Linked DNA regions of Homo sapiens: region 2 is linked to region 1. Evidence: chromatin contacts called from ENCODE Hi-C or POLR2A ChIA-PET data. All regions are on one chromosome and are shown on one strand. Each heading gives the region's core, a stretch centred on a gene start or an enhancer-like site at or near the end of the contact. The rest is flanking DNA. Distances are from core to core; before and after follow the strand shown. Region 1 overlaps HIVEP3 (HIVEP zinc finger 3). Region 2 overlaps HIVEP3 (HIVEP zinc finger 3).

Region 1 (3,737 bases), core at 399-2,898:
CATTAGCTGCCTTACAGACTTTCCAGAAACACCAAGAAATACCAGCTCTAGACAAACCAAAGAAATGAATCCAGTTTTCAGAGTGGAAACTGACGCCCAGCCGGGGACAGGTGGTGCCTAGGGATGCAGGACCTCTTGGTGGTAGAGAAGTCTTAAGGGGGCTCAGTGCAAACTCCCTTAGGCCTCTCCACCCTCCTGCTGCCTCTGAGACCTCAGTAAGAGCCTGCGGAAGCTCACTCAGGGCTGTGCTCTGGGGGACTCATTTCTATTCCTTCCAATAGACACCTTCCAGGCCCTGGGCTTGGCCTGGGACTTAGTCCTGGTGCTCACGGAGCCGTACAGACATGGACCAAAAGAGCTGCAAAGCGGGGTGAAAATCTAATAACAGAAATGTGCACAAAAGTGCCACCACGGAAGATGGGGGAGGTCAGGGGAGACACCATGGAAGGAATGACATCTAAACTGGGTCTTAAATGAGAGTTTACAAGAGGACTAAGTGGAGATGGGAGATGAGAGGAAGTGGGTGGTTCAGTGAAAGAGAAATGTGCAAAGACAGAGAAACATGAAACAACACAGCAAAATGGGGATCTGCCCAAGCCAAGTGGTGGGGCTGAAGCCCCCAAAACAGAAGGGAACCTGCACTTTAAGGCTGAAGCAGTGGGCAAGGCCACATCAAGAAGGACTTGAAAGCTACACTAAGCCAACTGGACCCCAGCTGGTAGGAAAAGAGCCTTATATTTGCAGTCCGTGTGCCTCATGCAGAGCTCCCTTCCACCAACCCCAAAGTGGGAAAAGGCACTGGCATATGACATAATCCTATTCTATCCCTTACCCAGGCAACCCCCTAGGCCCTGTAACAAACACTTCACCACTGATGGGAACTCCTCTTAGCCACAGACATCCTTGCATCTCAGAGCTGGAGCTGTGAAGTGCTAACAATTAATCATTGCAGAGATGAGTTCACGGTGACTTCAGAATATGGAGTCCTTAGGGATAAGTTTTATAAACAGGTTTGGAACTTCAGCAAAAACAGCTTCTCTTGAGTCTGAGTAAAGGAAAGGGTTATTGCCTGGCTCAGGGCTGGTATGGCCATGGCTGGAGGCTGGGAGGAAGCCCACAATGGCTGTGTGTTTTCCCGTGAGATTTTACCTACACTGAAAATCCTGGAGCATCTTCTTGGACTCTCACTAGGGCCCAGGACTCAGTAAAAATTCAAGAGCATGAGTCAAAGCAGCCTGGCAGAGGATAGAGCTAAGTTAGAAGAGGCTCAGGACCTGGAGGCAGCCCTCTGTGGTGCTGCCCCTCACTGCCATCTCTATACCAGCACTTCGAGGTTCTTCCCATCACCACCCTCCTGGTCCTATCACTGCTGGTGACCCTCATAACCCATGGAGGAACTCAGCAAGTTGTGTGGGGTGCAGGGTGTTGCTACAGAGCTCAGATGACTATCAGTTCCTAATTGGTTAGCAGCTGTGTGGTCCTTTGTCCTGTCTTCCAAAAGCACTGCCTTTAAAAAAGACCTTTGCCTGACCTTGAGATCAAGTCTGCTCTTTTGACAAATGTGGAAACTGAGCCCCAGCAAGGGGAAGTGGTTAACCCAGGGTCATGAGGGGAGGTGGGGACAGGGGTGCGGGAGGACCCAGGTCTCCTCACTGTCTGCCTCACCACTCTGACTTCCTGGAGGTGACTCAGCGAGACAAGCAGCAGAGGAAGGAAGTGGGAAAGGGAAGCCCAGCCTGCTGGATTCCAGGTCACCACTTTGTTAGTCCAAAGCCACCAACCACCTTGGCCATGCAGCTCTGCCTGGTGCCAGTGACCTTCCAGCCCTTCCTTCCCAAGGCTGCAGCTGCTGACCATTTCCTCCAAGGCCAAGCTCACATGGCCTCTCCAGGGTCTCCAGCGACTCCCTGCTGTACAGTCCCATGGTGCTGCCCTCCTGCTGGGGTCAGGAGTCACCTCCATAGACCTGGCATCTGGCTGAACCTGTGCAGGCCGAAGGTTCATCAGTGAGATGAGAGGAGGTGTAATTACTGCCTCATGTTTAATAGCTGGGCTCTGGGGCCTGTTTTCAGTTTTCATCACTTGCTGGCCATGGGTGCTTTGATCAACCTCCCTGAACTCAGTTTCTTTAATCTGTAAAATGAGATTACATGCAACAGTATCTACTTTGTAGGTTGCTTGCAGGATTAGATGAGATAATGGCCAGCCGCAGACCATGAACTTAAGACACATTGGCTCTTGACATCATTGACTATGCTAGGTGTGTTTACATGCATCCTCTCATTTAATCTTCACAACAACCTGCCAGGTGGATACCATTATTCTCTTTCACTGGTGAGGTGAGGGCACACAGCTCATGGCCAGACGTGAACCTGGTTCTGTCTGATTCCAGAGCCTAAATATTCTCCTACCAGCTACAGAACCTTCTCTTACTGTTATATGGTCAAGTGCCTGTTTTTGCCCTATCACCACGTGCTTGTGTGGACAGGGCCTCTTCTCCTTCTCCCTGGATTCCAGTCCTGGCTCTGACACTTCTCAGGAATGAGACTTGTCTCTGAGCCCCCACTGTCCCATCCATACACTGAAAAATTGGCACTCCCCCAGCCTTCTTCTTGGAGGAACACACAAGAGGACGGATGTGATGGTGTTTTGCAAACTGTACCTTGCTGTTTGAATGCAAGGTGCTACTCCCCCAAACAGAAATGCTTTTGGGACTGTTGCGAGTGCAGCCTGAGGGCAGAGATCCAGGAGGACCAGGGCCTGTAGGAGTACCTGCCTTGGCCACCACAGGAATTGCTGCAGGTCCCTTCAGTTTGTGGCTTTCTATATGTTGAGAGCAGGTCCTTGAGAGCAAGGCGGGGAGGCTGCAGATACAGTACAAGTCTTTGTTTCCTTGCCTGTTTCCTCCACTGCACTGTAAGTTCCTCAAGGGAACTGGACTGGCTCACAGCACATCCCTTGGATGGATGGCATTCACCCCCCTCTCCAGCCACATGGGCTCCTGGGAGCTCACCAAGTGGGCCATGCTGCTTTGCCCCCATGCCCAGCTCAACTCCCCACGGGAAGAGATCATCTTTCTCTCATGAACCCAGGTCCCCACCTCAACTGTAGCACTTACTATATCACAAACCCGATTTCTACCTTGAATCCTTTTTGGAACAGAGTCAGGGTTTGAATAAATAAATATACTTGAACTTATTTGTTTTCTGTCTGTTTCTTTTGCTGGATTGTAAGTTCCCTAAGGCACCTTCTGTGTGATACTCATCTTTGTAACTCTCAATAACCAGCACCAGGAACCTTTGGGGTATGTGTAGCATGGTTCTCTCTCCAACCCGCCTCTCTGTCTTGCAAACTCCCCCTCTCTCAGGGGCTGGTGTGTGTTGGAACTGTGTGTAACAGTGGAAACAACAGGCACCAGTGGATCTGACCAGCAAATGGACTGGCTTATCATTTGGGGGTTGCCTCATGTCTTGATGAATTCTGGGTTTACTTTTGGGTTCTAGACTGTGGTTTTTTTGTTTGTTTGTTTGTTTGTTTTGTTTTGTTTTGTTTTGTTTTTTTTGAGATGGAGTCTCACTCTGTCACCCAGGCTGGAGTGCAGTGGTGCAATCTCAGCCCACTACAACCTCTACCTCCTGGGTTCAGGAGATTCTCATGCCTCAGTCTCCCGAGTAGCTGGGACTACAGGCACACACCACCACGCCAGGCTAATTCTTTTGTATTTTTAGTAGAGATGG
Region 2 (3,953 bases), core at 790-3,289, 130 kb after region 1:
GACCTGGACTGATTGGGTAATTGTAGAAATCCACATCCAAGAGGTTGAAATGGCAGAACTGCTATGAAGCTTGTCCCAGTTTTTCGATTCTGCCTTCAGGCAGCAACAATCCTTTCAGTTGCTTATCTCAAATAACTAAGTCACCTCCACTGAAGAAGTGCGATCAACCACTTGTAAGAAAGCAAAACTCCACAAGCATCCTAGCATCAGGGCCCACTAGTTGACTCCAGGATGAGTGCAATGATCTCTCCTGGGTACCAAGAAGACTCCATCCAGAGAGAGGGCAGATAACAAATGTCCATCTTAGGTCCCTTGCCCCCCATCCACCATCTCCTAGTCCCTGGGACCTCCATCTAAGAGGAGAAGCACCAGCCTTGGCAATGGAAGCCCACACCAGTAGGGGCTGGCCCCACACTGATCCTGGTAGGTTCATGCTTATGCTTCTGCCTCATGCTGAACTAGTGCATGCCTCAGCCCTTTGGAACCCCTTGGAGCTCTCCAAGGTACTGACCCTCATTCCTGGCTGGGCCCCTAAAAACAGTGTCATGGTGAAATGTGGTTATTTTGAGTTTATATATGGTTACAGTCTTTTAAAAAGAATCAATTCAAAATAAATTTGGCTTCACTGTTGTACCTCATTTTAAGAAGTAGTTTTCTAACTTTTCACCTCCAATTTATAGTGTGGATCTCTTTAAGAAGCCAGGTGGCCTATGTGGCATGTGGCTTATGGATTTGCCTGTAATGGCCCTGAAGCCTTTGACATCACCAAGTCCTCACTCCTTTGGATCTTGCCTGTCCTATTTCTTGGCCTTGTGCCCTTCCCAATCCCTTCCTATCAACTGCAGACTCCTAGGATGCCCTTTTCCAGCCCTTACAGGGCACTATGATTGTTTATTGACCAGTTTATTTCCCCCATTGGCCTGAGTCCTCCAATGACCAGATTTTTTTTTTTTTTGTACCTAATGCAGGGTTTGTGTCACCTGGGTCCTCAGTTGGTGTTTATTGCCCAGTGGGCAGCTAGTGAATAGTCTCCTGGGTGTGACCCAGGAGATCTTCCATCTCTTAAGCCCTTGGCTTTTCCTACTCCCCAAGGCCCACTCTGGCAGCCAGCCAGGTGTGCTGTCCTCCCAATGGTAGGAACAGTGGTCTGTGCTAGTCTCCTGCTCATAAGAAACTTCAGGATCCATGTCTTCTGCTTGCTTGTTTGTTGTATTTCCTAGAGGAAAACAGTCTGGTGTTAACCTTGGGTTTTACTGGCTACCTCACCCCATAGAAACACAACAATAACAACGAATGCTTCTTTGAACACCATTTTTCACTATTCTAAGCATTTTATATGCATTAATTATCAGTTACATTTGCTGTTAGGCAAATGCTACCACATCCTCTTTTTACAGATAATGAGGCAGACAGAGAGGTTATGTGACTCACTTGGGGCCGCCCAGCTGGTTAGTGACGGGCCCAGAGCACCCTCCAGAGACACTGTCCTGAACCATCGTGCTGTGCTGCCACCCACTGAGCTTGGAGCACCACGGGGAGGGGGTGGGGAAAGGCGAAACGTCAGGAGAGGGTGAGAAATGGGAATTTGGAGGCATAAAGTCAGGAAAAGGTTGAGTCCTTTTTATAATAAATTCCTAAAAGAGGGAATACGAAAATCGCAGTTGCTGTAGTTGTACAGATGAGTCCTTATCTAACTCCATACAATTAATATAAAGAACCATATAATTAATTTACAACTGGAAAAAAAAATACTTTATTCTAAAGATGAGCAAGCAGAGGCCCAGAGAAGCCCCCGAGTGCCCAAGTTACAAAGAAGAGTGTCCAGAGGCACTGGCTTAAGAAGACAGAAGGCACTCAGTTGAACCATTTTTACAATGGTATAAAGAACCCCCAAGGTGATATTTTAATAAACAAAATGACCCAGGTCATTAATCTCTCTGCTGCTTTGAGACATACACAGGTGCTCCCAGGGCTGAGGCTGTGGAATCCCAGCCAGCTATCCTCTAGGGGGAGCTAGAGGCAGTCCTTCCCTTTAAACAGGGCCTTCATTAAGCAAACTTAACAAACACGAGGAGCACAAACAGAAACCTCTTTCTCAGCTTGCAACGGACAGATGTTTAATAAGATGCCATGGGCCGGGTGCAGTGGCTCATGCCTGTAATTCCAGCATTTGGGGAGGCTGAGGAGGGAGGATCGCTTAGGGCCAGGAGTTCAAGGCTGCAGTGAGCTATGACCATGTCGCTGCACTCCAGCCTGGAGAACAGAGCAAGACTGTCTTAAAAACAAAACAAAACAACAACAAAAACAAAAAAATAAATAAGATGTCATGGATATGGAATAAATAGAGGATAAAGCCCACTGAGGAAATGCCTGAATTCTAGACAATCTCAGCAGCTTTCTTGCATTCCTCTGGAATGACTGGGCCACATCTGTATTGTGTTCCCATCTGGACACTTCATTTTAAGAGTGATAGTGACGCATTTATCCTGGGAAGGGAAATTAGCAAATACCAAGGCTGGTAGGGGGTGGGGGGGGACCTGGGCTGCTCACCCCAGAGAAGACTGGCCAGCTGGGCTGCGAAGCCACCACTCCAACAGTTCCCTGTCTGTGAAAAACAGAGTGTCCCCTTCCCTGAGGGTGCACTCCTCCTTGGGGGTGGGGGGACAGATAAGTTAGAACTGCCAAGGTTCTCTGCTCCTTAAATGCAGCCTAGCAGGATGGGTGGAGGGGGTGGGGGGCGGTCCTTGCAGCACTCAGAGCCAAGCGCTTTCTGGACCTGGTAAAGTGCCTATGCACTCTGGGGCCTCTGAGACTCCTACAGCAAGAAGGACCTTAGCTGTCTCCAGGCCCTGATCCAACCACTTCATTTCATTTTATCTATTTTATTTTATTTTATTTTTGAGATGGAGTCTTGCTCTGAAGCCTAGGCTGGAGTGCAGTGGTGCGATCTTGGCTCACTGCAACCTCTGCCTCCCAAGTTCAAGCGATTCTTCTGCCTCAGCCTCCCAAACAACCCCTTCATTTTCGAGATGAGGGCTCTGAGGCTCTGGGTTCCATGGCCAGTAAGAAGCAGAAGTGGGACTGGAGTCCAGTCATGCAGCCCCCCATCACCCTATCTAGTCCTCTTGCCATTTGGCCCACAGCCTCCACCAGCAGGAGCAACACTAGGCGCCAATCTTGCCCTGTCTTTCTGGTGATCTGGAAACAGTCCTATCATGGCAGCTGGAAAACAGTGGCTCACACTGCTGCCAGGCAATGTTCACCAGCTGGTCCTCCTCCCAAACACACTGGCAAGACCTAGTGACACACAGGGTGCCTGAGAGACTGTGCACCCACATACCGCCTTGCAATTGTCCATCCCCAGCCATTAACAGGTGCGACTTCTCTCCGCAGGACCACAGTGGATAGAAATCTCTGTGGAAATCTCCTCTTGGCTGCTAGCCATAGAGGACAGATCTTCTACGCCAAAGGGAGAAGGCTGAGAACCATAAAGCCATCAAGTAGGAGGGACCATGCAGTGCTCTCTGATGCCCAATATGTAACCATAATACATGAGAGACCATTAAAGGAGAAGAGCTGGGGAACCCCACCCCTGCCCCATGCCATACAACTCTTCCTAAACACAGGGTCTTCACAGCCAGCCTCGACAAGAGACACATGTAGAAGGGAACCATGACTAGCCATTCCACAGACCAGACCAGCACAGCCTGTTGTGGTGGAGACAGTAGCTTCTTCCCCAACCATTCAGCACTGCGGCCTGGGCTTCCTCACCTACAGATGTCTAGGGCTCTGATGCCTTCCTGTAGTTACCCACAGCAGCCCACAGCACTGCCCTTTCTCAATCTCAGCCTCCTCCCCACCCCTACACGGTCCATCCTCCAGTGGTGGGGGCTTCATCTCCTGATGGTCTTGACCTTGGGCACTCTTATCTTGCTGTCCAAGGGAAATCCCCA

The links. A loop is a pair of places that touch in the nucleus more often than their neighbours do. ChIA-PET counts read pairs that join two places held with the same protein, here RNA polymerase II (POLR2A). Pooled maps may share reads with other maps.
Region 2: a map of natural killer cell shows a loop between it and region 1 (2.1-fold over the local background). The contact joins two enhancer-like sites. A Hi-C loop is called at or near these places in 3 of 168 maps with a recorded cell type or tissue (CD4-positive, alpha-beta memory T cell, naive thymus-derived CD4-positive, alpha-beta T cell and natural killer cell) and 8 of 50 pooled maps. POLR2A ChIA-PET finds 5 or more read pairs at or near these places in 7 of 52 experiments (AG04450, CD4-positive, alpha-beta T cell, CD4-positive, alpha-beta memory T cell and 4 more).

What each region holds. Positions count from the first base shown.
Region 1 is chr1:41,682,528-41,686,264 of GRCh38, forward strand. All of the region lies in intron 2 of HIVEP3 (HIVEP zinc finger 3), which reads right to left. Among named protein-coding and RNA genes, the nearest start is that of EDN2, 200 kb to the left of the region's middle. Within about 2 kb of position 1,649, at least 5 of the 41 ENCODE cell types and tissues checked have a DNase peak (open chromatin) inside an H3K27ac peak, as active enhancers do.
Region 2 is chr1:41,810,157-41,814,109 of GRCh38, forward strand. The region is part of intron 1 of HIVEP3 (HIVEP zinc finger 3); the gene reads right to left. Among named protein-coding and RNA genes, the nearest start is that of HIVEP3, 110 kb to the right of the region's middle. Within about 2 kb of position 2,040, at least 12 of the 41 ENCODE cell types and tissues checked have a DNase peak (open chromatin) inside an H3K27ac peak, as active enhancers do.